2 separate regions of the Homo sapiens genome follow, and region 1 is linked to region 2. A link is a loop called in an ENCODE intact Hi-C map of the cell type or tissue named here. Cell type or tissue: uterus. All regions are shown on one strand. Links, peaks and the distances in the headings refer to the core of each region. The heading gives the core; the rest is flanking DNA. Region 1 overlaps ATP10A (ATPase phospholipid transporting 10A (putative)). Region 2 overlaps ATP10A (ATPase phospholipid transporting 10A (putative)).

Region 1 (15,173 bases), core at 3,319-11,318, 64 kb after region 2:
TCAGGGGAATCCCACCTCGGCCAATGAGACACTAAGAGGCTAAAAACTAATGCGTGCTAGCTGCCTGTGCTAAGTGCTGGCAGATGTTCTCTGCAGCCACTGCAGTGAGCAAGGACCCAGCCGCTGTCACCTCGCTGAAGTACTGTGCTGTAGACAGAGGTAGGTGTGCTCACTGGAGTATGGGACCCTTGCGGGCCCTCTGTCTGAGACGCATCTAACATGCCAACCTGGATGGGTGCATGGGCAGGCACTGGGCATCCCTGACCTGGGAGACACTGGGGTGAACATGGGGCCAAGGGGGTCCAACGGGCGCACCAGGGCTGGCTCCCAAAGTCCCCTCACCCCTGTGAGGCTGGTTCCTGGACTTGCACGTGCAGAATCTACAGGACTTGGCAGCTGGTTCTCTGCACTGGATGAGGGACAGCCAGGTCAGAGGGAACCCCAAGTGCTGGGCCGGCATGACGAGGAAACCGCTGGACCCTTCACAGGACACAGCACGCGAGCAGCTGCGATGGAGGGAGGGTCAGTGGCTTGGGCCTCCAGAGCTGTGGGCTGGTGAGCGGCAGGGGCTCCTGGGCCACTGCTCCTGTCACTGTGGCTCACAGTCATTACTGTGGACTTTCTGTGAAAGATGTAATCTGAGAAAAAATGGCATTGTCTGTTTAAAAGAAAAGCAGTGCTTCCTGATTCCTTCTACTTGCAAGTGTGGACTGAGAGGCAAAGCTCCTGGCTGGGCACCTGGACTCCCATCCTGTCCACCCCAAGTGCTTCAACCCCAGACCCAGGTCCAGGTCCAGGTCCCGCCTTGTGTTTCCAATTTCTAATTGACTCTCAGCAGAGCTCTCTCTCTCTTTTTTTTTTTTTTTTCTTTTGAGACAGGGTATCACTCTGTCATTCAGGCTGGGGTGCAATGGCACAATCTAGGCTTACTGCAACCTTAACTTCCCAGGCTCAAGCAATCCTCCCACCTCACCTGCCCAAGTAGCTGGGCTAATTTTTTTTTTTTTTTTTTTTTTTTTGGTAGCAATAGGGTCTCAATTTGTTGCTCAGGTTGGTCTCAAACTCCTGGGTTTATGTGGCCCTCCCACCTTGGCCTCCCAAAGTGCTGGGATTCCAGGTGTAAACCACCATGCCTGGTAGAGCCCTCTTTTCACTACTGGTGTAAAACAAGTCTGGATTACTTTTATAATGTTAAACAAGCAGGGAACAGGAAAAACACTACGTATTGCTTCCGTAGAAATTATGTCTTCCTTGAAGGAAATGCTAAGAACTTTTAAAGGAGAGTTTAGTTAAGGGTTGAAAGGTTTTCCCTCACTATTTCTAAGGGAAATGTTTAATAGAATTTCTGTCCTGACATTGCTTATTAGTGCCTTGACTCTCACACACACATGCATGCACACGCGCTCCAATACTGAAACACACTCTAATCAGATTTTCGAAGTCTGCCCCATAGTAAAATCCTAATTCCTTTTGATCCACTGTTATCCACAGAGCTTTTACTTTTACATGCATATAGGCTGGGCATGGTGGCTTACACCTGTAATCCCAGCACTTTGGGAGGCTGAGGCGGATGGATCATGAGGTCAGGAGTTCAAGACCACCCTGGCCAACATGGTGAAACCCTGTCTCTACTAAAAATACAAAAAAATTAGCCGGGGGTGGTGGCGGGCGTCTGTAATCCCAGCTACTCGGGAGGCTGAGGCAGAGAATTGCTTGAACCTGGGGGGGCGGAGGTTACAGTGAGCCGAGATGGCACCACTGCACTCCAGCCTGGGTGACAGAGGGAGACTCTGTCTCAAAAAAAAAAAAAAAAAAAAAAAAAAAGACATGCATATACTAACCATAACCATCAGCTTCCTAGAACACTGCAGCCAGCCGGGGAAGTGGCCATCCTACCCGGGTGCCTCAGCCTTCAGCTAACTTTCTGGAACTGCAGTTTCTAGCTGTAGGTTCATCATGAGAAAGCATTTCCTCTTCCTGACAGTGGAGAGAATTGGGATGCAGTGAAATGGATTGATCTGAGGTGATCAGCATGGTGATGCCACCATCCAGGAATGGCGGTTACTTTCACTCCGAACCTGCACTGTGAGGGGTTGAATTCTACCTTCCCCAGATTCATGCGTTCAAATCCTAACCCTGGATACCTCAGACTGTGCCCTTATTTGAAGACAGTTTTTAAAGAGGTAATAAGGGTTAAATGAGGTGACTGAGATGGACCCTGATCCAACAGGACTGGTGTCCTTAAAGAAGAGATCAGAACACAGACATACACAGAGGGACGACCACCTGCAAGCCCAGGAGAGAGGCCTCAAGTAAACCAACTCTGTCGGCACCTTGATCTCAGACTTCCAGACTCCGGAACTGTGAGAAAATAAATTTCTGCAGTTTAAGCCGCCCAATTCATGGCACCTTGTTATGGCAGCCCAAGCCAACTACGAGGTGAGCATTTAAAACACGACCCGGGCGAGGTGGGGAGGGGCCCCACCCATGTTTTCAGCCATCACAACACGACCCGGGCGAGGTGGGGAGGGGCCCCACCCATGTTTTCAGCCATTCCAGACTTGACCACAGTTGGGGATCGGCCCAGCCCAGCCCAATCAGCCTGAGCAGCGACAGCAATGGTGACGCTGCTCTGCAGAGATGGCCCTGAGGGGCTTCACGGCCAGGCCCTGCGCCCCAACTGTTGGCCCAGAACCTGGCCCACCACTCACTTGGACCCCAGCAGGCCAAGGGGCTGACTCCCTCTGAGTCTCAGTGGCTCCTTTGCTAAATGGGAGTAATAACAGCACCTTCTCAGAGCTGCCAAGAGAACTAAATGAATGAGGGCCTCACACAGGCAAGTGCCCAGTGTCAGATGGCACTGTTACCCAGCCAGGAGAAGGGAGTAGTGGGGGTAGTCACTCTCACCAGAGGGTTGCAAAGGAAAATAATAAATCTCAGGACCCCCAAACTTAGGCCCAGAGGTGGAGCCAGGCAACACCCTGTTCCAGATGAACCGCTCTCACTGGCATTACTCATCATCCAACGCCCCAGGGACAGGCAAGAGGCCTACAGCATCTCTGCAGGGCTGCCCTGCAGGGCAAATGCACCTGACAGCAATACCTCAAGCCTGCCCTGAGGATGACTCTGCATGGCAGATGTGCCTGAGTATGTGTGCTGAGCTAGGACATCTGGGCGTGGCCAACCCAGAGATTTGTTCTTTGTCTATGATAAACATCTGAGCTCCCACCTGTCCTGTGGAACTCGGGTCGCACAGGGGATTGAGGCCCTGAATTTTGGGTTAAATGAAGGCTTCCAGGTAGAGGTCGTTCAGGGGAGGGTGTTAAGTGAAAATGCTGTAGAAAGTGCATGCTGTTTATAAGCGGTAGTGGTTTTCCTTTTCAGCCCGCCACCACCAGACTCTCTCCCCTCTGTGTAAGCCCCTAATCAAACCCCGTGTTGCAAGTGCTGGCTCTGGGTCTCTTCTTCGGCCTCTTGGACTTGTGCCTTCCCCACTGAGGTTAACAGGGGTGCAGCACAACATGCCCCCCGGGATCACTCATGAGGACATTGTTTGCTGGCCACCCATAAACAAGGACATGCCAATCATAACACAAAGAGCCCGGCACGGCAGCTCACGCCTATAATCTCAGCACTTTGAGAGGCTAATGTAGGAGGACTGCTTGAGCCCAGGAGTTCAAGAGAAACCTGAGCAACATAGTGAGACCTTCCTATCTCTATAAAAAATAAAAAGAAAAACATTAGGTCTGCGATCTAAGTCTAGCTTCTAAAACTAAAGTCTGTTGGATTCCACATTAATAATGTCCACTAGAGGCTTATCTTCCCAGCTACAGAACAAAGACAAGACTCCTCCCTCCACCCACCCAGAGATGTCTGCATAATTGACTCTGTGCTTTTTCTCTTCACACATTGACTTTGTCTGATGTAAAAATGTGGATTTACTGGACACCAACTGAAGTCTCACAGGAAAGTGACCATTCCCTGGCTGCCTACCTGCCCCTCTTCCTGTGTGCCTCCTCCTCCTTTAAGGAAATGTATGAATACTACACCTCCTGAAAGCCACCTTTTTTTTTTTTTTGAGACAGAGTCTTACTCTGTTACCCAGGCTGGAGTGCAGTGGCATGATCTCGGCTCACTGCAACCACCTCTGCCTCCTGGATTCAAGCTATTCTCCTGCCTCAGCCTCCCAAGGAGCTGGAATTACAGGCGCCCACCACCACGCCTGGATAATTTTTGTATTTTAGTAGAGACGGGGTTTCACCATGTGGGCCAGGCTGGTCTTGAACTCCTGATCTCAGGTGATCCACCTGCCTCAGCCTCCCAAAGTGCTGGGATGACAGGTGTGAGCCATCGCGCCCGGCCTGAAAACCTCTTCAGAAATCAGTCTGTGATTCCTATTTTACCGGGACACATCCTAAAGCTGGCTTAACAAACCTCAATTGATTGATACTTCTGCCTCAGTCACTCATTTCAGTCATCAAGGGTTACTAGCTTTCTGAACACTGACTCAGAGCCACCCCAATTCCAGGTTCTGGGCTGTGGCTGAATCTCTGGTCCATAGGAGATTTGCAGAAAAGGTAGGGCTCTCTCCTCCGAACGTCCCCCACCCACCCACCAGGCCCTGACGTCTCTGATGCTTGCGGCAGTCTGATCTCAGCTTCAGAACCCGACTTTGCACCCAAAACCTTTCCCTGCCCACTTTTAGCTTTAAAACAACACTCAAAATCCCCGAGAGGGGTTTCCGTGGCCCACGCAGGCTCACTGGGCCGAGATGGAGATGTCAACCTCAGAGTCTGTCCTCGCAGAATTTCCTGTCTGGTGGTCAAGAATCCAGAATGCTTGATAAAGGCCGGATGAGCAAACCAGCTATTTGAAGTTTTGTCCAAAACAAACCTACATCCATAATGCTTTGAAGTTGGCCTTCTTTACCACACAAATGAAAGGGCTTGTTTCTCGCCAAGGGCTGGTGCCAGTGCGGCAAAGGTCAGTTGTGACAGGTGAGTGGAACGACCCTGAAGATCTGGCACAATTCCTAACCTATGAACACCCCGGCATGCACCCAATCCCCCACTCTCCGGAACCCCAGGGAAGACAGCGTGGCCAGCAATGACACTCACATTTCTTGTCCTTTTACAGTTTTGGGAGGCGGGGAACATAAGGCCTTCTGACAGACACACTACTGAAAAGGGCTTTGTGAAAACTGACAAATTGAAGAAGTTTGCAGGCCTGATCTCAGCTTGGTTAAAAGTCTCACTGGGGTTCACGAAGTCATTTCCTTGGCACACGGATTATTCATTAGCAATGGTGAAAAAGCCCTGAATTAATTTCGACACTAAACCCAACTGAGATGTCAGGAAGCCCAGTTTCATCCACATCCCAGTAGGCAATAGTGTTTCCTGAAGTCGAGTTCTTGCTTTCCTTAAAGGTCGATTCCTTTATAAGGTCTGGTTTATGTGACTATATGAAACTGCAAATGTGTTCATGGATCTCTGCTGCTGTAGACGGGCGAAACTCTAAGGAAGCCCTAATACCACAGTGAGAACCAAAATACAGCCTTCCACTTGAGGAGCACTCGCAAACCGAAAGCATTGCATAGGTTGAACGAGGGAAGCTGGCTCTTACCAATTCACAAAATTAAGATAACTCCAATGTCTGCGGAGGTGCTCTGACAGGTCTTGCATTGTGCTCTGTGGACACAAGGAAGTTCCCTCTTGTTGAAAGCTGTGCTCACAAAACAAGCAGAAGGGAAATGACACACAGCACAGGGCCTCCACCAAGGGACAAAGGTTCCAGAGTCCAATCAGCAGAAGTGGATTGCGTGGGCACCCCTCACGTAATGCATGGGCTCACAGCAGGTCCTCAATAGTGAGATTGGAAACTCCAGATTCCCCTAGGGAGCACTCTCTTGCAGAGCAATCCACTTCTGCAACACTATATCTTAGCCCAGGAGGGAACATTTATCCTCTCCTAAATTTAGAGATAATAGAAAGTGACAACCTAATAAAGCAATATCACTTCATTTTGCTTTCTTCTTTGGAACATACACTTACTTGCACACTCACTTGCAAAAATGTTTGCACTCACACCTGTCTGCATACACACTCACACAAACATACACACCTAAACATCCACACACACACACACACACACACACACACACACATATTCACTCACTCATGAGGAGATGCCTAGTGTTAACTGCGTCGATCTCACATTGTCACCTCTTCCTACTGGTAAGGAAATCCCTGCTCCAGAAACACACATACACACAGAGGAAGTTTCAAACCCTTTGCAACTGCTGATGCAATTAAACTACATTTAGGAAAATTGGAAATTTTATTAAATTCCCGTTTTTTTTTTTAAACAGTGAAAATATAGTTAAAGAGAAAAAAAGCATTTCACATTGTACGCTACCTTGAACAGAATTAAAACATCTTACTGCTTTGGCTGTCTTTTTACTTCTGGAATAAGAAATGATCATTTCCAACCACACAAAAAATTTTAAGTTTCCACACAATATAAGAAGATCTTTTTGGATAAATATTTCAGACTAGCCAAATTATTATCAACTTCATGGCATTAATTTATTCATTTAGATCAGAGGTTCGGGTGCGGTAGCTCACACTGGTAATGCCAGCACTTTGGGAGGCCAAGATGAGTGGATCACCTGAGGTCCAGAGTTCAAGACCAGCCTGACCAAGACGGAGAAACCCCGTCTCTACTAAAAATACAAAATTAGCCGGGAGTGGTGGCACATGCCTGTAATCCCAGCTACTTGGGAGGCTGAGGCAGGAGAATCACTTGAACCCGGGAGGCAGAGAGGTTGCAGTGAGCCGAGATAGTGCCATTGCACTCCAGCCTGGGCAACAAGAGCAAAACTCCGTCTCAAAAAGAAAAAAAAAAAAAAAAGATCAGAGTGCTGGTGCTGCACTCTCTGTACATGGTGATTTAATAGACTATAAATTAAAGGCAAAGAATCCATTATGAAGTCACCAGAATTTAAAAAAAAAATCTTCTTCGGGCCAAACTTATATTGCCATGAAATAAACACAGTTAATATGAAAAAACATGGTATGTCTCAAATAATCATATTACCTACAGAACTGAATTTCTATGAATATCCACACTTGTTAGAATTAAAAATTTAATCTAAATAAAGTTATTGTATTGTCAAAGTCATTTATTTCTGTCTTTCCTGTTACAGATTTAATGTCCTTCAAGAAAATTATGAGATTGTTAAATTTAAAAACAAAAATGTCTCAGTATAAATTATGAGCTTGTTGACTATCCTTGAATGTATAAGAGAAAAACATGGAAGCCTCTTTGTAAAGGCTTAAAACTGACCGATCTAATTACCATACCCAGGCAGCTGTCTTTATTTTCCACTTAGATGATAGATTATGCTGCCTCCTTCAATTCCACGGCCAATGTAGCTAAATTTCATTAAAGACTAACAACTTGAAAAGCTTAGGGAAAAAGAGACTTGGGTACAAAAACTACCTTGCAAATTATACTTTTTCACTTCTAGTTTTCCTGTGATAGAGACAATTTTGGAAGCATGTGTAGGTAGCAGTTTTTTAAAAAAAATATTTTGTCTTCTACATATTTGGACTTTTGAAGTCACTTTCTAAGCTTCTGAATTCTGTCAAGTAACTTGGGGTGGGACTGACTCTCCTTTGTAAAGAAAACCGTGCTGAGTCAGAGCCTGAATACACCAGGCCCCCCAGGGACTGGTCACAGTGTATTCACAAAACAGAGGGGAAACCCTGTCTCCGCCTTGGCATCACTGCTGACCTGACTGTGAAGGTACGTGTTTAAGAGCAGTGTTTGTCCAGCCTAGGAAGTTTCCATACTCCTTTTATCTTTCTTCCTTATTTGGAACACGCACCACTGTGCACACACACACGTGCACACATGTGCACACGCCTGGGAAGAGTCAGCAGCAGATCTTCCTGCAAGCCTGACAATGACTACTCCCCACAGCGCTGCACAGAGGACGTGGGTGTGGCTGGGATTGTGGGCACTCATCCAAACAGGTCCACCCAAGAGACAAACTGTTGGAAACTATTTTCTCAGTAAATTAACCCACACAGAAGTCACCTCTGGGACGGCTCTTCCCGACACTGACGTGTCCTCTGGGTCTGGACTCTCCAGCTGTTCTCAAGCAGGACAGCCCTGTCCCCGCCTCACCCCGGCTGAAATTCCAACACTCATCTGACATTTCATATCCCTGTTTCTGCTTTCTCGTCTACAGTTAGCACCGAAGACTTCAACCGTCTATCCAACTTTTCACATAGATCATGTAAGCACTATGGCAGGAAAGATGTTCCCCAGTTTTGATCAATGCACCTCCTAGAATGGCGTTAGAAACATAATAAATGCTCAGTACGTATCTGCTGAATGAATTAAAACTTACAAAAATGAGTCTTTGAAAACACTGAGTTTTATATAAAATTATCAGTCTAGGGATCTCCTAGTTCTGCAGAAATGACAAATGTTACAAATGAACTAGAAACTGCTACCCACAGAACATCTGAACGTATGCACCTTCGTGGCAGGGCTGCACGAATGTGCAGGTGAGAGACAGCAGACACCCCACGCAAAGTGGAGGAACCCGCTCCGAATCCACACTGACGGATGGGGTGGGGGAGGGGAGGCACCTTGGGAGAATCTCCTGACTTCACTTTTTCTGTTTCTCATCTATAAATTGGTGTGATAATCATTATCTCACAAGATTTATACTTAAAATTCTGTGAAATTGTGTTTAAAAATGTTTGCTCTACTACAGTTGTGGGAGATACAGTAGGCCTGGCGTGCAGGAGGCTGAACAAATGTGAGACATTGCCTGACAGTGTGATGCTCCACACGGGGGCCTCTCTCAATTCTTGGATAACATCCATTCAACTCCAACTCTTACATCAAATCTTTACGTCTCAAGATCTCTGTTTCTTTTGCCAGAAGTGAAATAGCTGGGTGATTTAAGGTCCCGGAGCCATCAGCCCGGTGTCTAGGCCTCGCCTTCAGATTCTGGGGTCTGGGTGGGCCATGCCCACCGCCTTCCGGTTTTTGTTGTAGCCCCTCAACACTGCGCACTTTTTCAAATGCTCTTCATTAAATACAACCCTATTCCGCCTCTGGGGCACCATCTGACGGACGTCATTCCCTGTAGTGCCTGGCACCTGAGACCTCTCCATCCTGGCCTTCAGAGTCAGTTTCAAGCTCCTCTTTCTGGAACCTCCCTTGACCTCTCATGGCCCCAAACCCCTAACAAAAGCCCCCTGGACTCATCTCACTGCTCCATACTGGGCATCACTGGTGAATAGGCCTGAGTCCTCCACGTATTGGTCCCATGGCTGGTCTTTAGGTGGGGTGTGTGTGTGTGTGCATGCGTGTGTGTGCATACGTGCGTGTGTGTGTGTGTGTGTGTGTACCCGTTCCGCACTGCCCACTCCCTCCAGGTTTCTCCAGGGCTTGGCCTGCTCCACACTTTCCCCATCTCTCAGTCCGGGGTACCCTGGACATATTCCTGCAGGCAACATGGGCCCTCTCAAGCCCAGGCTGCTGCTCCATGCACCCTCTCAAAGGTGGGGCTCCACGGCGCTGCTGTCTAGAGAGCTGTCACCAGTCTTCATCCACTGCAGCGAGGGCCTGGCTCCAGCAGCGTCCAGCAACTGCTCCTGGCATCTAGCAAGTTCTTATGCTTGGCACCTCCCTGGCAATAGCCTCCCCGGTCCCCAAGGGAAGGCTTCTAGCAAGTTCCACCAGTACAGCCCCTAAGTACCTTTCCTGCCATCCCCAAATTTAAGGCTGTGCCCCCTGCCATGGTTCAGGGGTTGGGAGGGTACTCTTCCCTGAGTGGGAGAACTCTGTCTCAGAGCCAGGGGCAGTGGCTGTCCCTTCATCAGCTATTCCCATATATATATATTGGAGACAGAGATAGGGTCTCTGTCCCCCAGGCTGGAGTGCAGTGGCATGATCACAGCTCACCACAACCTCAAACTTCTGGTTCAAACCATCCTTCCCATTCAATCCCTTGAGCAGCTAGGACCACAGCTGCACACCACGATATCTGGCAATTTTTTTTCTTTCTTTCTTTTTTTTTTTTTGAGATGGGGTTTCTCTGTGTTGCCCAGGCTGGTCTGGAATTCCTGGCCTCAAACAATCCTCCTGTCTCAGCCTCCCAAAGTGCTGGGATTATGGGCGTGAGCCACTGTTCCTGGCTCCTATATTCTTCAGGGTCCTCTTTATTTCTTTTTTATTTATTTTTTTAAAGATAACAGCTTTATTGAGATATAATTCACATATCATTACTTCTTATAACCCAATCCCCAACTAAGAATTCTTCACATCAGACTTTCTCTGATTGAATCATGTGTGGTTTCTGTCTCCTGACTGGACCCCGCTGGATACCCTAAGTTCCTGCATTAATGACACAGCCCGCTCTTCTCCTTAACCTAAGCGTTGCAAATCACTTCTAATTTAAGTGATTTGCAAAGGGGCTCCCACTTCCAACTGATCATTCATTAAACTGGTAAAATATTATATTGTATTTCACATAAGTCAGTGTACAGATTATTACCAGTTCTTAACCTGTCTGAGACAAGCTAACTCAGTATTACAAAAAAACTAATTGAAACACAGAGTACTTAAATGTTCTTGGCATTTGTGGTTTTTCAATTGCTGGGGTTTAAAAGTCAAGAGACTTGCTTCCTTTACTTTCAGTGGGGTGGTTCATAGATTTCAGAATATAATGCATAAATGGGAATTTGGATACCAAAAAAATGTCTTTGGACCTTTAGGGAAAGAGAAAAAAAAAAACCCAGAAAGTCGGGGGAAAAAGGTAATTGGGACCAGAATGTGCATGCAGGTAAAGAATTTTGGTGCTAATAAAACAATTTTTTAAAAACCCTCAGAATTGTTTAGGCTGTTAGTTTGGCCATTTTGACCAGATCATGGCTCAAAGCTACTTCCTCAGCATTCCTGGGGCCCTGAGAAGGGTGACGTAGATGTGTTGGTCTGCAGCCGTCCTCGAGTTTCAAACATCTAACTTGTAAGCAGCTCATTTATATAAAGCACCACCGAGCTATGAAGTGCTGCAGTTATTGTTTGGGTAAAAAGTGGGCGGGAGAGGACTGTAGATACGACTGGGTTCAGAAGTTGAAGATCAGAAGATAGGAAATGGGGAAGTTCTTCTTTATTTTTTTTGAGATGGAGTCTCGCTCTGTCACCCAGGCTGGAGTGCAGTGGTGTGATCTCGGCTCACTACAACCTCTGCCTCCCGGGTTCAAGCGATTCTCCTGCCTCAGCCTCCCGAGTAGCTGAGACTACAGGCATGCGCCACCACGCCCAGCTAATTTTTGTATTTTTAGTAGAGATGGGGTTTCACCATGTTGGCCAGGATGGTCTCGAATTACTGACCTCAAGTGATCCACCCGCCTCGGCCTCCCAAAGTGCTGGGATTACAGGCATGCGCCACCATGCCCAGTAGAGGAAGTTATTCTTGAGAGTTGATCAAGGAGATCTATCTGCGGCGTTCCCCTACCTGCCATGCCAAGTGTGCATGCTCCACCCTCCAGTGCTTAAATTCTGCTGTATTTTCCACCTTGTCTGAGGTTTCACCAGTAGATACTCATCTGCATTTGTTTAAGTGGCACTCACCCTCTGTGTGCACAGGCTGCTCCTCTCAGAGGTGACATTCGAGCTATCAGCCCTCTGCCTGCCCCTAACTCTAGCTGAGACCCCGGGAACTGAGAGGGGATGCTGTCCCTGGCTGATGTCAGTGTTAGTTCACATCCCTGCAGAGGAGACGGGGCCAGGCCTAGGGGAGAAGCTGAGAGTGAGACGGGCTCACGCCCCTGACTTCCTGAAGAGAGCCGGGGGTGGGGGGTGGGCACGAGGGCCTGGGGCGAGGGGGTGGCATCGGATGGGGCCCACACCTATCACCAAACCCTGGAGCACAGTCATGGAGAAGCTGGGCGCCGCCAGGCTGTGCCTCGAGGGGCCCCTAACTCTTTCACCAGCTCTCCTGATCTAAATGAGAGCACTCCATTAACAACAACAAAAAATACTATTTTTAATTTTTATGTCTGCTTTGCCTTATTCCAAAAAGATTTGAGGCAGCTCACAAAAATACACTTGGCATAAAAGAAGGTTAAAACACACACACACACACACACACACACACACACACACACAGAGTAAATGAGGAAATCATGGCGGAAATCAGCCCGGTTGGAACAGTCAGGCAGACGCCTGCCGCAGGCAGGCCGGGCGGGCGAGGTGCGGAGTACCTGGCCTGCTGCAAGTGTGTCAGGCATCTCCCCCTGTGACGGTGACCGGGGGCATCTAGAGCGGAGACAGGGATGCTAGAGCCCCCCACAACCCTGCCCAGCCAATCGCTCACCGCCCCACTCCCTACAGTGCCCTCGCTGAGGTCCACAGACAGCAGAGCCCACTGCCCCAGGGAAGCCCGATGGGCTGGTGCCGAGGCCGATGGGGGAGGGCACTGTCTGATAGAGGAGGAAAAGCCCAGTGGCATCCTCCCTGTGAACCAGAGGCCGGCTTCCCCACCCTTCAGGGCAGGCCGACTCAGACTTGCTGTCTAGGCCAGAGCAGGGCTGGGAGAAGGAGGCTTGGGAGGAGAAGGCTCGGGCCAGGCCCATTTCCTTGTAGGGTCTTCCTGATCTCTGAGGGCTCCTGCCCCTGTCAGTTCACCTGGCATTAGCACCTCACACTCCCGGCACAGACCTGGCGGGTGGGGCCCTTTCTCCCTGGAGCAGGGACAGATGTTGGGCAGCCCAATGGAGTCGGTGTGTGCAGCTGTCACACGTGCTTCCCTCCAGCCTCTCACCCCTCACCCTGCTGCACGGTGGCCAGGGCACACCAGAGGCAGGATTCAGCTACGAAGACCTCGCGCTGAACCCAAACACCCTTGAGGAGAAAATGTTCCTGAGCATCCTGGTGGGAACAGGCCATGACTCCTGCTGCGTTGCCATTTAGTAAACCAGTGAAACAGCTAGGTACGTGTTGACCATCAGCTGCTCATAAATGTTCCTTGTAACTTTACAGGAACAAATAACATTCTGCGAAACTTAGACATGCACAAAAGAAATCAGAGTCAGAGAAACTGAATCCTGCTTCCCACAGTCACAGGCGGGTCATGGGCTCAGGTAGGTCAGGGGTCCTCTCAGACCCTCAGACTCGTCTACTAGGAAAAACAGCCTGGTCTGACAGACAGGAAAATGCAGGTGCTCTGAGCCCCAGAAGGCTGTCATGGGGACACTGTGTGGCTGTAATGCCTGCAAGGCCCTGGAAACGTGGGTCACTTACAAGCTCCGAGAAGCCGCGGACCACCTGCCGCCGCTTCAGGTTGGTCTCTCCATCCAGGTTGGCGGTCTCGATGTGGCATAGCCCGTCGGGGTCACTGGAGGAGAGCAGCAGAATGTCCGCAGGGAAGATTTCGTTGCAGCGAAGACGCACAAAGTCTCCCACGTGGATTTCTTTCCAGAATCGGTTCACGTATTTCTTTTCTTCCCTAGAAAACAGATTTTGATTAACAAAACTCACGAGACATTGGTCGTGGCTGGATCTGGGTGATGGGCACGTGGGGCTCATATGGCAATTCTTTCTACATTTGCATAGGCTGAAAATTTTGATAATAAACAGGTGTTTTAAAAAGAATATTTGGCCGGGTGTGGTGGCTCACGCCTGTAATCCCAGCACTTTGAGAGACCGAGGCGGGCAGATTATGAGGTCAGGAGTTTGAGACCAGCCTGACCAACACGGTGAAACTCTGTCTCTACTAAAAATACAAAAATTAGCCGGGTGCGGTGGTGCGTGCCTGTAGTCCCAGCTACTTGGGAGGCTGAGGCAGGAGAATCACTTGAACCTGGGAGGCAGAGGTTGTAGTGAGCTGAAATCACACTACTGCACTCCAGCCTGGGCTATAGAGTGATATTCCGTCTCAAAAAAAAAGAAGGAAAAAAAAAAGAATATTCATACCACTGAAGCTCACTCAAAGTAAAAGAAGAAAAGAGTATTCATAAAGGCCACATATTGTATGACTCCATTGAACAAGCAAATGCATAGAGACAGAAAGTGGATTTGTGGCTGCCAAGGGCTGGGGGAAAAGGGAGTACCAGTCACAGCTTAACGGCAAGAGGCTTCTTTCTAGGAAGATATGAATATTCTGGAATTAGTGACAGTTGCACAACACTGAATGCACTTGAATTTTTCACTCCAAAATGGTTAAAATGACCATTCCTAGGTCTACACTCAGAAGAGCTGAAAGCAGTGACTGGAACAGGTATAGCAAGCCAATGTTCACAGCAGCATCACTCAGAATTGCTAGGAGGTAGGATAATCCATGTATCCATGAACAGGTGAATAATAAACAAAATGGAGTATTATCCAGTCATGAAGAGAAGTGCTATAATACTGAAGACATTGTGCCAAGTAAAATGAGCCATTCACAAAAGGACAACTCTTGCCGGTTCCACTTAATATAAGGTGCCCAGTGGGGGAAAATTCAGAGACAGAAAGTGGATTAGGCACCATCAGTGGCTGAGAGAGGCAGAATGGAGAGTTACCATTTTATAGACACAGAGCTGCTGTTTGGGGTGATGGAAAAGTTTTGGAAATACGTAGTAGTGATGATTGTACCACACCGTAAGTATCACTAATGTCACTGAATGGTACACTTAAAAATAGTTGAAATGGCAGATTTTATGTGCATTTTATAATTTAAAAAATGTAAAATGGTTAAAATATTAAATATTATATTTTGCATGTTTCATCGTAATAAAAAATAATTAAAACACGTTAAGCCACGTTAAGCCAAATGGGACTTAAAGTGCAGCAGGTAAGGGAGATACTTGGCAGTTGGAAGGCCCCCTTACCTCCCAGGGACACATTCCAAGCCACCTGCTTAGAACAACACCCAATACAGTCAGCCTGCAGAACCTACGAGTCACTATCAACAGATATTTAGATTAAAACATAATTTTTAGATTTCTTCTTTAATTCTTTTTCCTGGAATAACAGGCTAACTAATGTCACAAAGGTCATTTGTAAGAGTTCCTTGAAGGCGGTTTTGGCCATTTTTAAATAAGTGGAGGAACATAAATTTATCTGAACAAGGTATGTTACACCTTGGAAACATACCTTGGAGAGGA
Region 2 (15,173 bases), core at 3,497-11,496:
TGTGAGAACACTGCAAGGAGGCAGCCATCTGCAAACCAGGAGGAGATCCCACACCAGACATTGTGAGCTGTTAGAGCCTTGATCTTGGACTTTTAGCCTTCAAAACTCTAAGAAGTAAATGTCTGTGGCTTAAGTCCCCAGTCTGTGGTATTGTGTGACAGCAGAACAAACGAACTAAGCCACCCTTACCCCTTCTTCTAGAATGATGGGATGGCAGGCATGGGGAGGGGAAGGTAGAACTGAGGTACAGTAAACACACAAGTGTACATTTCTTAAATATTCCTTTGATACACTTTCACAAGTCACATACCAGTGTCACCAGCCCTGAACTTAGGGGGCAGAACATCACCAGCACCCCAGAAGACCCCCTCAGGGGCAAGTGGCTGATCTGCTGTCTTCCAGCTCAGGTAGCCTGGGCCTAGCTCCCATGTCGGGGATGTACTGGAAGGTGATGTGGGAACTTGGGGAGGGCCCAGAAAGGAGGAGGGAACATTGCACCCATGCTGCACACTGCTCTGAACCTTATAACCTGAGTACCCTGGGAAGACCACACAGCGTGTGGAGCTTAAGACCTGCTCAGGAAGAAAGCCAGGTCACGCTCTGTGCTCCCCGTGAGCACATCCCCAGCCACCCGGGCACCGGGAGGGCATCTGACCTTAGCTTTGCTCCTCTACCCTGGCCCTTGGGCTCTAGTAGGGGGGCAGACTGTGTGTGGCCCGTGTCCCTGGCTCATCCTGAGTGTCACTTGTACTATGACAGGTTCCTTGATGTCTGGGGAAGACAGGGATGGTCTTGCCTTCCTCTGTGTGTTCATAGTAATTCATTCATACTTAATGATAGTAATAATGATTATAGAGTAAGACTAATAATGGCTAACCTTGATGGATTACTGACAATTTGCCAGGATAACGCTTCCACTACAGTGCTTGAAACATAACCCAAGCAGTTGCCCACTCTTCTCTAAATGGCAACTTCCTGCCTCAAGGACCTTGTGCCTCCCACCTTTGTATCCGAGCTGCTGAGCTAAAGTCCCTCAGTCAAATGTCTGCCAAGAAAGAAAGCAGGGAAGGCCTTGCCGGAAACTCCAGTACGGAGGGTGTCTGCTGTTTCACAGGGAAAAGTTAACACCTTGAAAACAGAACCTCCTTAGTTCAGGAGCTATTTGGTCAAACTCATGGGCCTCCCACTGGGTCACCCCACCAACACTCACCTTTATAAGGTGTGAGCCTGAGTCAGGTGCAGAATAGCATTGAACTGAAAAAGGAGTTATGGGAGGGACCCCCACCTCGGCATGAAACATGGCAGAGGAAAGAGTACCTGCAGGCAGCAGCCTTTCAAGATGATTTGGGGCACAGCGGCTTTCTTCAGCTTTCCAAGGTACTTGTTTGTGATATAATTTATGTGACTCTGAGTAAATGCCACTGTCTTTACGACCTGACCCTCTGGAAGGCCTGGCATTTCTGAGTATCATAACTCAGGAGTTGGTGGTGTGCAGAGCCCAGCGTCACTGTGCTTGGTGCCACACAGCTTTGAATGGGAGGGGAAAGGATTTCACCAACGAGGAAGTTTTAGACATTTAGAGAAACTAGCAAGGACGCCGGGGAAAATGAGCAAGAGTATCCTTTGAATTTAGGTTCCTGCCCAGAGCATTAAGGAAAAGAAAATTTCAAGAGCATGGAGAGAACGGAGATCCTTTCTGCTGAAGATAGTTATGTATGGTTCTCTGATGCTATTTAAGATAAGCACCTGGGCCTGGTGCAGGGGCACACGCCTGTAATCCCAGCACTTAGACAGACTGAGGCAGGAGGATCACGTTAAACCAGGAGTTTGAGACAAGCCTGAGTGAGACCCTGTCTCTACCAAAAAAAAGTAAAAATTTATCTGGGCCTGGTGGCACACGCCTGTGGTCCCAGCTACTCAGGAGGCTGAGGCGGGAGGATCACTAGAGCCCAGAAATTTGAGCTCACAATGTGCTGTGATCGCACCATTGCACTCCAGCCCAGGTGACAGAGTGAGACTCTGTCTCAAAGCAAAAAAAAAAAAACAAAAAAAAAAAACAAAAAAAATCACCTTCATGAAAAGATTTGGCTTTGGAATAGTAAAAATATAAGTGGCTGGCTTCACTTTTCTTAATGAAGCTGAGGAGCTGGAACACAGTGCCCGCGTTTGAGCCATGTGAACGCTAAGGTGGTGGGTGGCTCCCATACTCTCCAGCTCAGGCCTCGTCATTTGAAACATAAACATATCAGGTAGCAGGAGATGGTAAGTGGTTAACAACCGGTCTGTGGGAGGAAGGTCGATTTACTGCATTTGCTCATTTCTGTGGTATAAATACTCCCACCTTGGCTGACTTCAATCTACTAACATAGCATCAAAAGGCGACGTGAGATTCCTGAACATTTATGTGGGCTACTGCAAAATTCTTCAAAATGTATCCATGAGCTCTGCCAGGAGGCGTGAGCAGGCTCCAGTGCACGGCTGGCACCCATGTGGGCAACCCAGGAGTTCCATCGCTGACACATCTCAGAGCCATCCTCACGTGCACCTGGAGGGAAGGAATCCACCTGAGGATGACAGCGGGATGTGGTGGAATCAGTTTGGAGAAACGCTGATGACCGGGATCCCGACTCCAATCAGAGGAAGTGGAACAGGGGATCGGTAGACAACTCTGATTTTAGATCTTCACACAGTTGCCCAAGTAAAAATTATAGAATCCAAGCAAGGAATCCCTGTGAAAAAGGCCTAAGAAGATGACTGGAACTCAAGTTAACCATGAGCCTCGGGTGCCGCAGGGGCCGTTAACAACTTAGGATATGTTAACAGAGCTGCAGCATCCGGGCCAAGAGAGGTGACCGATGCACGATCACCAGAGAAAGCCTGCAGAGGAGAGGCCAGCTGGGTGGAAACGGTGTGGAAGCACCAACCAGGAGACTCACCACACAACCGCTCAGTGCCAGGCCCTGTGCCTGCGCCACGCTCAGTGCCCCCCGTCATCCCTTCCTTTCACCCTCACAAGAGCCCAAAACACTGGGATTACCACAGAGCGGAACTTGGATGCAAAAAGGATTGAGCCACTTGCCCCAGGCTGTCCGATCAGCCTGCATGACCAGCCCGCATGACCAGCTTGCAGTGGCAGAGCAGGGCTGGACAACTGAGTCAGGGCTCCTGGGCTCTGAGAGCAGGGAAGATGGAGAAGGGGCAGCCTGGGACTCACAGCCATGTCCCCAAATAGTCAAGGTTTCATCATGTGGAAAAGGGAGGAGATTCTGTCTGCATTACTCCAGGGGGCGGAACCAGCAAGCACTGTGAAATGGCACCGGAGGGCCAATTTCACTCCATTTGAGAAGTTAGTGCTGTCCAGGGGAAAAGCTGCTCCCTGGGGAAGGTGCCCCACAGTGAAGGGTTAAAAACAAGCCTGGTCAATGAGGCTGGGCGGGCACGTCTGGGACAACCAGCAGATGCCTCCTACCCCACAGGCCTGCACAATACTGTCTTCCGGGGAAGCCCAATCAGTCCAGACGACAGCAGCCCTGCTTTAGTAAGCCAAAACTTCAGGGCCTAAAACAGGCACAGCCATTTCTCAGGTGTTCCATTTAATTCACATCCAGGGCTGCCACTCATGGTGCCACTGGGCCCCTGGATCCCGGGGCTTTCCAAGTAATGTGTGGCCTCCTATAAGATTCTGTGGGCAAACAATATATAAAATGTGTGCAGATATATGTTATGCCTAGTGTACATTATGCTATTAAATGCAAACCTTAACTATGTATTATACTAGAAATGTAGATGTAAATATATAGCTATCCCAACTCCTCTGCCCAGAAAAAGAGGGCAAGTGAACACCGCCTTTTTGTGTTAAGTGAAGATGACCTGCCCAGGGCTTTGTGCTCGAGAAGTACCACCTGACTCACAGCACCCGAGATGGAGGTGGGGGTGGACCATCCTCAACACCAGCTCTTCAAGGACACACAGAGCATGTATACAATGACTTGGCTATTTAATGAATGCTTTAATAAATAGGAAAATAAATATTTTAAGTATTAAAGTAAGCATTAACATAATAAATACCTTCATTTATCACTAATACTAGTTAGCATTTATTAAGTACCAAGATGAACACAGCTGGAAATGTGGACATATTTCAGTAAAAATGAGCCCATTTTCTTTTCATTCACCTCGAATCTGTGAAACATTCCTAAGATGCAAAATGCAGCAGTTTCTGGGTCCCAAAAGTTTCCCTGTTTCCCGAGGGGAAAATCCTTTCAACTCCCAACTGTCAGAAATCTCACTCCTTGGCTCTATTTTTGGTGGGAAACCAGGTTAAGGGGAAGCGTGGCAGCTGCTGTCTTGGGGTGCCTGGGGGGCAGCACGTGCACCTCACAGAAATGAGACTAGGAGAAGATTCAGGCAAGCACCCTCCCGCCTCGGCTGTGCCAGCGTCCTGCCAGGTGGCTCCCTAACCAAGGCCAGCCTGCGGAGCAGCCGCTGACAAGAGCACTCACCCCTCCAGGGCCGTCCCTGCAAACTCCACACTGCCCTTAGGCATGCGACTCTCAAGTTAATTACCTAACAAGTGCAGGTTGGTCTCCAGGCGAATGGCAGACTGGAAGAGGAGCTCCTCGCTGTTTTCCAGGGAGGATTCGGCTTCTAGGTGGCTTTGCAACCAGCAGGCATACTCTTCTTTACTCAGAACCTATGGGAGATACATTGTTGAGTGCTGCACCGGGCGCTGCTCACTGTGGGGCGGCCACCTGCACGTGCACCCTCGCGGAGACACCCCCACTCACTCTCTTGGCGATGCACAAGGTGCGCAGGCCTTCCGCCGCATACACGTTGAGGTAATTCTGAGTTTTGCTCCGAATCTTTTTTTGATGCCTCCCTCTGGCGTCAACTAGGTTGGAGAATAAGCAGAAACATGGGTAAGAACTGGCGCCTGTGGAATGGTCTTCAGACACTCCGAGATTTACCCCACGTCTGTTCGTTACTTGCGAATAGAGCACAAATTTTCATATAGAATTCAAAGCAAAAATGAGCTGTTATGTTTTAAAAAAGAGTCTCATCAATATGTTTGACTGTTTTATTTTATTTTTTTATAGAGACAGGGTTTTGCCACGTTGCCCAGGCTGGTCACGAACTCCTGGACTCAAATCATCCACCCGCCTCGGCCTCCGAAAGTACTGGGATTACAGATGTGAGCCACTGCGCCCTGCTGATGTTTGGCTGTTTTTAACATCCTTTGTTGAAATAAGCTCATGAAAATAAAAACTACATCAAAAGTCATTTGGCATCCTTTTGCCCAGCCTATTAAATGGAGGCTCACGTTCTTCCTGTTAATGAAAATTCTTACTTAATGGGAAGTGCACTTTCTATCCTCAGAAGAGTAGGATCCTTACAAGTAGCATTGCCAGATACAACAAACGATGTCTAAATATGGCATAGGACATACTTTTACTTAAAAAAGGATTTGTTTGTCTGAAATTCAAGTTTAACTGGACATTCTATATATACAGTTTGTGAAATCTGGCAACACTACTGACCAGTCATGAGGCCCGTGGCCCAGGAAGGATTATCTACTAATCTAAGTCCACCACCTGAAAGAGGACCCGGTAAGAGACCCTTTTACATGCCTGACCGTGCTGCATTCTCCACAGGGGTGACAGAGCCCTCAAGGGAGTGATCACTGGTTCTTGGAGGTGGAAAAATCTTACTCTTTTCTAAACAAAGTCTAAGTACACATATAGAACATAAACAGATACACAGCATATCTATGTTATTAAAAGGCCAGGAGGGGACAATTGAAAAAGAAGTCAGAAAAGACTCTTTATGGAGTTGATAATGGGGAAGAAAAACAGTTGCCCTAGAATCCTTTGCTTTAGGTATTTACATTTCCCGAAAGGATGATGCTCAAACTCATCTTTGTATTCCTGGTATCGTGGTAACACTCTTAGAAGATGCAGATAACCTTTTCCCAGAATCAGATTGTTCCTCGAGCAAAGCCGTGCCTAACTGAGGGGTTTTGGAATTGAAATACTCTTGATAAAGCTGTCCCATTGTCCTGAGAGGTGACATGTGGCGTGCACTGGGACGTGCGGTGGTACCGGGTGTGACACTGAGATTAACCACTCTCCAAAACAAAATGAACCGAGCCCAGGGAGGGAGGATGGGCCACTCGGGACCCTGGGTGCCCCAGACGAGGAGACGGCCCCACAGGTGTCTGCTTCTCAGGTGGACAATGGGGTGTTTCTTTGCAGGGCCATCTGCACAGAGCCTAGTGACAGGGAGCACCTGGCCCTGCCAGGCAGAAGTGGCTGAGCCCGTTGTCCTCTCCTGCAGACATGGACACACACCTGTGCCCCTTCTGGCGAGATCTGCCCCTCGTTCTTGGGTGACTTTTCCCTTACATGTCCTGCCGCACCTACCACTGGGCAGTCACTGCGGAATACCGAGGCTGGGCTTTGGAGGGTGGGGCCCTTGTGGAGGCTGGAATCGGTCTACACTCTGATGGGGGGTAGGAGAGGATGGGAAGAACTCAAGCTCCAAGGAGACCATCACCGAGGAGCTGGGGGAACCTCCGAAGGAGAATGTACTGGGGAACAGAGTGTGGATCCCTAGAGGCATTCAGTCAGCCCTGCTCTTCTCCACTTGCTGAAGTGATGCTGGGGGTGGCTGATTTCGAGCTGAAGGCATGGCAATTTTCACACTGCATTTTAGGCAACGGTCATGCAATATTAGCCCCTTCTTTCTGATGTTCCACAGCCACCCAAGTCCTGTGTGTCTTGTCTCCCTATGGTGACAGGAGGAATTCTGTGCCTGGAACTCAGCTCCTCGGGTGAGGAGTGACACCACCTGAGGGAGTGGGACCAGTGCTGCCCGGCGCCCCCTGCTGGGCAGGGACAGTCGAGAGCTCTGTGCTGCAGGACGCTGAGGCTGCATCTGGGTCGGGGCAGGAGCAGGAGGCTAAGGGGCACAGCTCCAGGTGCAGTCTGCGAAGATGACTCCAGTGCCCACTGACCCCAGACACAGCAGGGCCGAGACAGCTGCACCTGACAGTGGGCTGCACCTGATGTTCCCACCAGGAGACAGCTGGCGAGTGGTGCTTGCAGACCCACAGAGAGGCCCTCAGAGGGATGAGGGTAGCCTCTCTTCATGATTTTACCACGTGCTTTAAAATTGCTCCAAGTGATATTTCCATTTCTTCTAAGCTTTACAAGCGATATTTCCCCAATAAGGAGTTATCTTATTAAAATGGCAAACTAACGTGCAGTCCCTGCTTGTACATGCATGTACTCATCATGCAAAAAACATATACTGATTACTGCATGGTATCAATGTGTGAGGCCCACGCTAGGCAGTGGGCTACGGCCATCTCTCTGTCCTTGCTCTGGGAGAAGGCAGAGTGGCCTGAGGTTTACACCTTAAAGACCACTCCAAGTAGCAACGCCACCAAAGCATAAGCAAGTGGATCTTAACAAGAAGGAGCCAGAGACTTGGGAAAGGTACCGAGTGGACGCTGGACATCAATGTAACAGCAGGCACTGAGCTAGGGGCTCATGTGGGGACTTCCCGTGAGAGGCAGGCACTGTGATTTCCTTTGTAGATGGGAAACTGAGGCACAGAGTGAGTGACTCGTCCAGGGTCATCCCAGCCGTAAGTGTAGACCTGGGATTTGAACAGAGATCTGTGAGAATGGGTTGGGGTGGAGTCCCTGCTTGTTGCCTGACACCACACCTGCCAGGGCAGGTGAGCCATGGCCCCATCCTGCTGATATCATACAGTCACATCCACTATCTGCTCAGCCAACTCGGGCCTCTTCTGGTGAAAGTGTTTCGAGCCCTCTGAAGAGGGCATCAGATTAAGTCTGGAGTGGGACACCTCTGTGCCCTCCTCAGTTTGTCACCTACACACAGGTAGTAAGTTGATTTACACAGGCAGAGCGATTCCCAGGCACAGTGAGCCCTCTGCAATGAGTCTGCACCTATCCACACCCCTCCACCGCTCCCCAAGTAAAAGGCGAATGATCTGTGCATAAGGGCAGGCGGTCACAGGTGGGTAACTTCGAGGGGACTCCAGGGCCCTCCTGTAGTCGTTCTCTTGGGAAACTGCTGGGGTCTCTGAACTTCCTGAACCTTAACCTGCCCAGTGTTGACACGTAGATCTTCCCTATCCAAAGCTGACTTCATGCACTGCTTGGAAATTCCCAGAGGAAGGCGGAGATCAACACAAGCCCTTGATTAACTTTTCCTATCAATGTCATGGTTTTGATAAGGTGAGAGTTGAGACAATGTCATTACCTGGCCCTTCCATGATGCCATGGATTTGAGGTTCTTTTTCTTATCTGCAGTTACCTGGTTATGGGAAGCTCCCTTCCTGAGACCCAGAGCAAAGCCACGCTGACGATGCCAGGTCTGAGAGGCTCCCCGGCCTGGGCAGGGGCTCCCCTACCCCGACTGTGAGTTTGATTTTGAGTCGGAGGAGAGCATTGTGGATTGTCTTGTAACCGGCATCAGGTGCCTTCCCAACTTGCAGACAAACGAGGAAATCCCTGGCTCACTCAGGGGCCTCTGGAGGCCAGGCCACCACTGTTCCTTTTGCCATGGCCCTCGGCACCTGCTAGTGAACAGGCAGGGGGGCCCTGCCTCTTGATAATGCTCTATCCACTCTGGGAAGGTACCAGAAAAGCAGGAGTAGGAGAGTGAGCAGGTCGTGACGCTAAATTCATTCAATTGAAAGGCATCCAGTTTTCTGGGTTATCCTTGGTAATTTTTTGGGGGGGACGGGGTGGAGTGTGAAATGTGGTCCTTCTTTTATGAAATAATGGCTGATGGTATTAGTGAGACTTAGTGACAGCAGTTCTTTTTGTGTGTGTTCTGCTTTTGAGGTTTTTACTCATGTAAAAAAATATGTTGCCAGCAAAGACAAGCCCGGCAAGTGCTGCGGCCTTCCTTGCACAGCTCACAGGGCTCCCTGCTCTACAGGACTGGACAGGCCTCGCCTGCCAGCGCTGGGCAGCCCCCACATGCCAGGGCCACTCCATGCCTTCCCCTTAGACATCACCCGTCATGCTGTGAAATCTGAAGCCCAGGACCCCTTATGTTGTCTTGAACCCAAGGCTGTGGAATAAGAGAGATTTTTTTTTGCTGTAGAATGAAATCACTCAGATAATTGCCCTATTTATGTTTTTCTTTTGTGTGGATGTAAACAAGAATCGATTTTCAGAAGAAGCTTCCTAGAACTCAAACTGTGTCCATGAATTGGATTCTTTGCTGACTCCAAGGCAGAGCCACTGCAGTGGGAGAAAGGGAAGATCTCGCCCCGCGGTGGTCATCATCATGGAAGGTCATCCAAACTCCTCTCAGAGACACATTTGCAGATTTAGCTCAGCTGCCTTTTGGAGGTCACAGCTCTGTGATGGGGACATGGATTTCCTGTATGAAGCTCTTCCTCCCATCCAATTCTCCATCATGAGTGGTCCTGGGCTTCTGTGCCAGGGGTCCTCTCCTGAGGCACTGAGATGCTGGCAAGAAAGGCCAGTGGGAGGTAAAGTACTCCCTAGCTCCAACTCGGAGCTCCAGAAGGGAGCAACCGGCTTATAGCATTTCCCAGCAGCTGCTGCCCAGAGGTACTTCCAAGGTGCAGCAAATAGGAAGCCCGTGGCAGGCAGTAGAGCCTCAGCAGGGCCCCTAGGCTCCTGCAGCATCCTCACCTCCACCCAGTTCAGTTCCCTGGAGGTGAGGCTGCACTCCTCCGTCCTCTGAGCACAGAGGGAGAGGTGGGTGGCCAGGTTCCCTTTATGAGGGGGGCTCGGCCCTTCCCCTCCCAAGTGCCAGAACAGAGGGCAGTGGGGGAGGCCAGCATCCCTTACTTCCTGGGCCCCCACTGTGGCCCAAGGCAGCCCCATAAACTGTGGCCTGGATCTCTCTGCTGCACCAGGTCCACAGGGCAGGAAGAACTTTCTAGAGCTACTAGTCTAGATTCTCAACCTTCATTGTTCAAATTTAAAACGTGACACTCTTCAAGTATCCTCTGACCCCCCAGTTCTTGGAGGTGGGGGTGTGCAGGCATGGAAGTCCCCTGAATACTTCCTAGTCCAAACCCTTCAAACAGGCAAACACTGATCTGAAGAAACCATGCAATTCTCCAATGGGCATTTCTGTTGGAAAAGGATTAATGAAAATCACTTTACTCAAGAGAAGGAATTGGGTGGGGATATTTCTCAGGACCTCCTCCCCCGAGCTGGGGTGCAGCTGGGCAGGGGTGGGAGTACCTGAAGAGCAGGGCTGCAGGAGATCCATGACCACTGAGTCGGCCCCCTTGGTGTAGACGTTGATCTCATCGGTAAGCGGGTGCCGGATCACCACTGACATCCTCTTGCGGACGGAATCGAAACCCAGTGTGTGCAGGAGCTCGAAGGTGAGCCTGCCCAGGTGGGGCAGCTCCACTGACACTTGGTCGTGCAGCCGCTCCACAAGCACGCAGTTGTAGGCTCTGGCCGCATACACCAGTGCGGCCTCATCCGGGCTCTCCGCCTCGTACCGCAGCTCGCGCTCTGACTCCTGCTCCTGAGCAAGCTCCGAGGCCCAGTTGTCCGCCTGGCTGCTGTAGCCGTTGCTGGCGATGGCCGAGGTGGGCTGGCCCAGCCTCTCCTCCAGCCTGAGAAGCATGCCGTCGCTGGACGGGGTGGACGGGAAGCTGGAGCCCAACTTGTGGCTGGACTTGTTGGCGGCCAGGCTCCCGATGCTGCTGCAGCCTGAGGTCAGGCAGCTGGGTGTGAACCTCCGCAGGAAGTCTTCTATCGTCTTCACCGGGGACTTCAGCTCAAACCTCACCCTCACCTGCAAGAGAAATGGTCAGAAGGCAGGTGAGGGAACTGCTATGTCCCCCAGAGGCCCCACCCTGGTTCCCACAGGATGCTCCAGGCACTTGGAGGAACAATGACCTCGCTTCCCCACTGGGGTCTCAGAGCACAGATTTCCCATTTCCCAGATTTCAGGCATGCATTGAAATTGCAAGCAGAATAGTGTCGCAATAAACATGTTGTGCACATGTATCATAAAACTTCTTAAAGTATAATAATAATAATAAAAAAAGAAATTGCAAGCAGAGACAGTACTCCTTCCTTGAGATCGTCCGCTGGCCTCTTCCACTTCTCTTAAACAAAGGTTATGCAAGATTCTTTCAGAACGTGATTGCCGAGGGCCCATCAGTGAGGCCTGGATGTATGCAGGGGAGTTGCAGCTGGTGGCATCTGCAGGCTTCTTTTGGGGCTGTCCCTGCACTACAGTGTCCCCTTGCTTTGCAAAAAAACAGCTCAGGGGAGCAGGCTCACCATTGCCTGGCACAAAACTGGGCATTTTTTTTCCAATTAAAAAGTCACTTAACAAACCATCAGTTTATACTTCCTTTGAATTATGTCTATAAAAATTTAATATACAAATCACATTTCCAGTCCCCAAATAATCCTTCTAAGCGCATTAAATACACTGACAAATTGAGGATCCCAAACATTGAAACAATATTTTAACCACCACAGTAAGAAACAAAATGAATGACACATATACACACACACACACACACACACACACACACACACACAATTGTTAAAGTTTCAAAAAGCTCAATGATAGGGCAACAGAGCCACGCTTTTTTCTTGCTCTTTATTGAAAGAGCAAATGTCAAAACAACCAAAATACTGAATTAGCAATTCTTAAAACTGCAATTTTACCATTGCATCCTAAGTTGTGAATTACAGTAACAGCCTCCAGAAAAATCAGGTGTTTGGTAAAGCAAGGTGCATAGAGCCAGATTTTGATACAGGTGCTTTTCCTTTGGTCTTGTTATGACTTTAAATACGCTACATAGCCAGCTGGGAGACATAGGCACCTGCACAGCAATCCCTGCTGGCTCCAAATGTCCTCGAAGGTGGCGCTCACCAACCAATATGTGGGAATAGAAATGCACCCAGAGACATCTTCACCTGCAGCCTGAGTGTGGGTGATTGATAGGCTGTTCCCTAGGTGGAACTCAAGCCGTGTAACCTTCAGCACAAGCCTCAATGACGCTGCCATCTCTCACCCTTCATTTAACATCTGTCAGTCAGGGTCTAGCCCAGAAAAGGGGCACTTCCTGCAGGGATATACACCAGAAGGGTTTTTAATGCTGGGGGCAGAGCCCAGAGGCCAGATGGGAGATGCTGAGGCAGCCAGGAGATGAACTGCAGCTTCGGGAAGCAGCTCCAGCCCAGGGCTGCCGGCCTAAGCCTCAAGCCTGCTGGTCTCTGAGTGGCAGGCCTGTCCACTTGGGAGTCACTGGGTCCAGGTACTGCCAGACATGCTGCTGCAGCAGAGAAAATACAGGCCACCTTGTTCACCCCACATCGCCTGCGGAGGGACCTGCTGGAAGGGCAGACCCAGGAGGCTGGGAAGGGATCCTGGGAGAGTCGGGGGCTGGGAGGTCTATGACACACACCTACCCCATTCAACATTCAAAACTGCCTGGTTCCATATGCATATCACGCTTCCGTGCCCCCTACACTGCCTAGCCCACTGTAGGGCTTTCTGGGGTGCACTGGGTGATAGAGGAGCTTTCACACGTGCAACCTTTCCTCTCTCAGGAGAAAACCTTAATGTCAGACTGAACCAAAACCAATTTGAGCATTGCTATATTTCCAGTGTCCTAAGTAGCCTCTGATCGATTCTCGACCGCTTTTCATTGAAGAACAATCTTCGATGCCCCATAAATCCTCCCCATGGCCCCACGGCCCAGGCGGGCACCCCAGGCACAGGGAGGAGGCCAATGTGTCTCCAGCTGCATGGCTGGTAGAGTCAGGGTCCATGTGCAAGCTCCTCGTCCCAGAAGCTGGGCCCCCGGCCTGTCTTGTCCTCTCTCCTGTGTGGATCTGGGACCCTGAGGCTCGGGGAGGTTGTCCTGGGTAGCCTCCCTCTGGCCCTGCCCCAGGCCAGGCAGCGAAGGAAGGACCCAGGCAGGCAGGGCCTCCACACACCCACCTGCCTACCTGAGGCTGGCCTATCTGGCTGCCCTGTGTCCCTCCCCTCCCAGGCTCAGAAGTCATCTCTGGTGGGCTGCCCCCTCCCACTTGGCCCCAATCATAGCCCCTGCCCACTATAGCCTGGGGCCAACGCTGCAGAACCACAAGCACTGTTTTGCCCAGTATGAAGCACCCCACCGCATCCCCCTTAGGTCACGATGTGCCAAGAGCGCTTGCTGCAGGAAAGGGAAGGGCGCCTGCCCTCAGGAGGACTGACAACCATGGCCCGCAGCGCAGAAGGTCAAGGTCAAGCTCAGGGACCCTCCAGAACTTGCCTTTGTTCGTGGCTGATCCGGGGACGTGACGACGACTGTGTTGCAGATGGTGAGTGCGATGAAGAAATCAAAGACGTCAGACAGCTCAGGCGAGAGGTGGGCCAGCAGGTGCTCCTGATGCCTCGCCACGGCTAGGCTCTTGTCACACTCACTCACCTTCTCCAGCAGCTTTGGGTCGGGCGTGATATCCTTCTCCTGGGAGAAAGGGAGGCTGGCAGTGAGTCCCACCCAGTAGCCTGCCGAGGATCTTGGGGCGTGACTATTTAAGGTACTTTGATTTTATTATAAGCTGTAAACAGAACTTCATCTCTCATATACATATATGTCATTTTATAATTGTAAATTACTTACAATTTTAATTGCACAAAATATACAGAGCTTCTATCCACTTTGTGAAAACCATGCTTCAGCATTGCCCTCTAGTCTTTTCGCTCTACATTTAAATTTCACATAATCAAAATATTTTATATACATATTGGTGGTTTCCATTTTCTCCAAAACATTATTAATTGTCTGAACTTTTCCAGGCTTTTAAGAATTATTTAAAAACACATTTTAACAACTTGAAAATGGATATGTCATCATTTATTTGACCATCCCTTTATCACTGGATATTTAAATTTCTTTCAGTTTTGCTGATGTAAATTACACATTGATAAACTTCCATATGTAGCAATCCTTGGCTGAATCGCTAAATTGCTAGACGAGAAAGTTTGAATACTTTAAATACTCTTGACTCATACTGAAAAATGCTGTCAGGAAACCTTGTTCCAGTGCAGCCTCCCTCCTGCCAAGCGTGAGAGCCCCCACTCCCAGGGGCCCTGTAGAAACCCACCAATCAGCGTCCAAAACTCGAAATCAGCCCTATTTAGATGGCAGCTTCTCTGTGGGTTTAGAAGCACATGAGAGAATGAGGCCACCACAGAGTAAGCAAGGGGGATTCATCCCCTCTGCTGCATTGGTAAAACATTTCAGAAGTGAAAGGCTCTTTCAGAGGTTATTGCTCACTTCTCGCCTCTCCGTGCTGGATGATGGTGGTCCATTAATGTCTGGGCGGCTGACAAGGCCAGGCAGAAAGTATTTTATGGATTTGGGCTCGTCTAATTAAAACTCCCTTGGGAGGGGTTGGCTTTGCTTTTTAGCGGTTGTCATCTTGTCCTGAGGTTTTATTTGCTTCATTTGGCAGCACGGGCTTCCTCTTTGTCACCCTTTCTGGGTGACTTGCCAGCAATCAACCAGCCTTAGAAGCCATGCAAAGGGGCCATGTCAGTGTCTTGGAAAAGACGACAGTGGAGAGAAAGTGTTGGCCAGAAAAGCTTCTGCTGAGTAGAGCCAAGCCGCCCAGCGACAGTGTATTTGTAGGATTAAATATAGACACCTTCCATGAGCGGGGGATGGTGAAAATGGGGAAGAGACGTGGCAGCACCCTAGCAGGAGGCCCTGTACACTCACCATGGGGCTGCTGAAGGCCGTGTGCTTGGACAGCATGCTGGCCCTCTTGGCCTCGGCCCGGCTGCCCGTGCGCCGGTGGGACTTGGTGCTCTGGGTTCTGTGCACCACCCGGACACTCTGGTGGCTGCCGATGCTGCCGCGCTGGGACACCGAGCCCCCTCTGGGCACCACCTCCTCCTCCTCCGAGTCTGCCTCTTGGTACCTGGCCAGACGCTGCGCTGCGGGGAGAGGGCGCAGGGTGAGGCATCATGGGGGAAGGCTGGGCGGAGCAGAAAGAAACCATTCAGTGTGTTTTAGGTTCCGCGAGGCTTCCGGCAGGGCAGCCCCACAGGATTCACCACCCTTGCTCTCTAATAGCAAGGCACGGAGAACATCCTCAGTCAGCTGCAACCTGGGGAGGT

Evidence for each region. Peaks named below come from ENCODE experiments on the same cell type or tissue, not always from the same donor. Only the 100,000 strongest peaks of a DNase experiment are listed, where the experiment ranks them.
Region 1: a loop joins it to region 2, with 5 times the contacts of the local background. A loop is called at or near these places in 3 of 110 quality-filtered maps.

What each region holds. Positions count from the first base shown.
Region 1 is chr15:25,767,690-25,782,862 of GRCh38, forward strand. It overlaps ATP10A (ATPase phospholipid transporting 10A (putative)), which reads right to left. Exons shown (of 21, transcript NM_024490.4): 2 at 13,330-13,534. Among named protein-coding and RNA genes, the nearest start is that of MIR4715, 74 kb to the right of the region's middle. RefSeq lists an enhancer at 2,083-2,584. In uterus, for the core only: no CTCF peak of the experiment used is centred there; a DNase peak (open chromatin) is centred at 7,987.
Region 2 is chr15:25,703,410-25,718,582 of GRCh38, forward strand. ATP10A (ATPase phospholipid transporting 10A (putative)) reads right to left here. Exons shown (of 21, transcript NM_024490.4): 8 at 14,773-14,990; 9 at 13,321-13,515; 10 at 10,265-10,832; 11 at 4,788-4,891; 12 at 4,567-4,693. Among named protein-coding and RNA genes, the nearest start is that of LINC02250, 130 kb to the left of the region's middle. In uterus, for the core only: a CTCF peak has its summit at 6,875 (motif pointing left); a DNase peak (open chromatin) is centred at 6,878.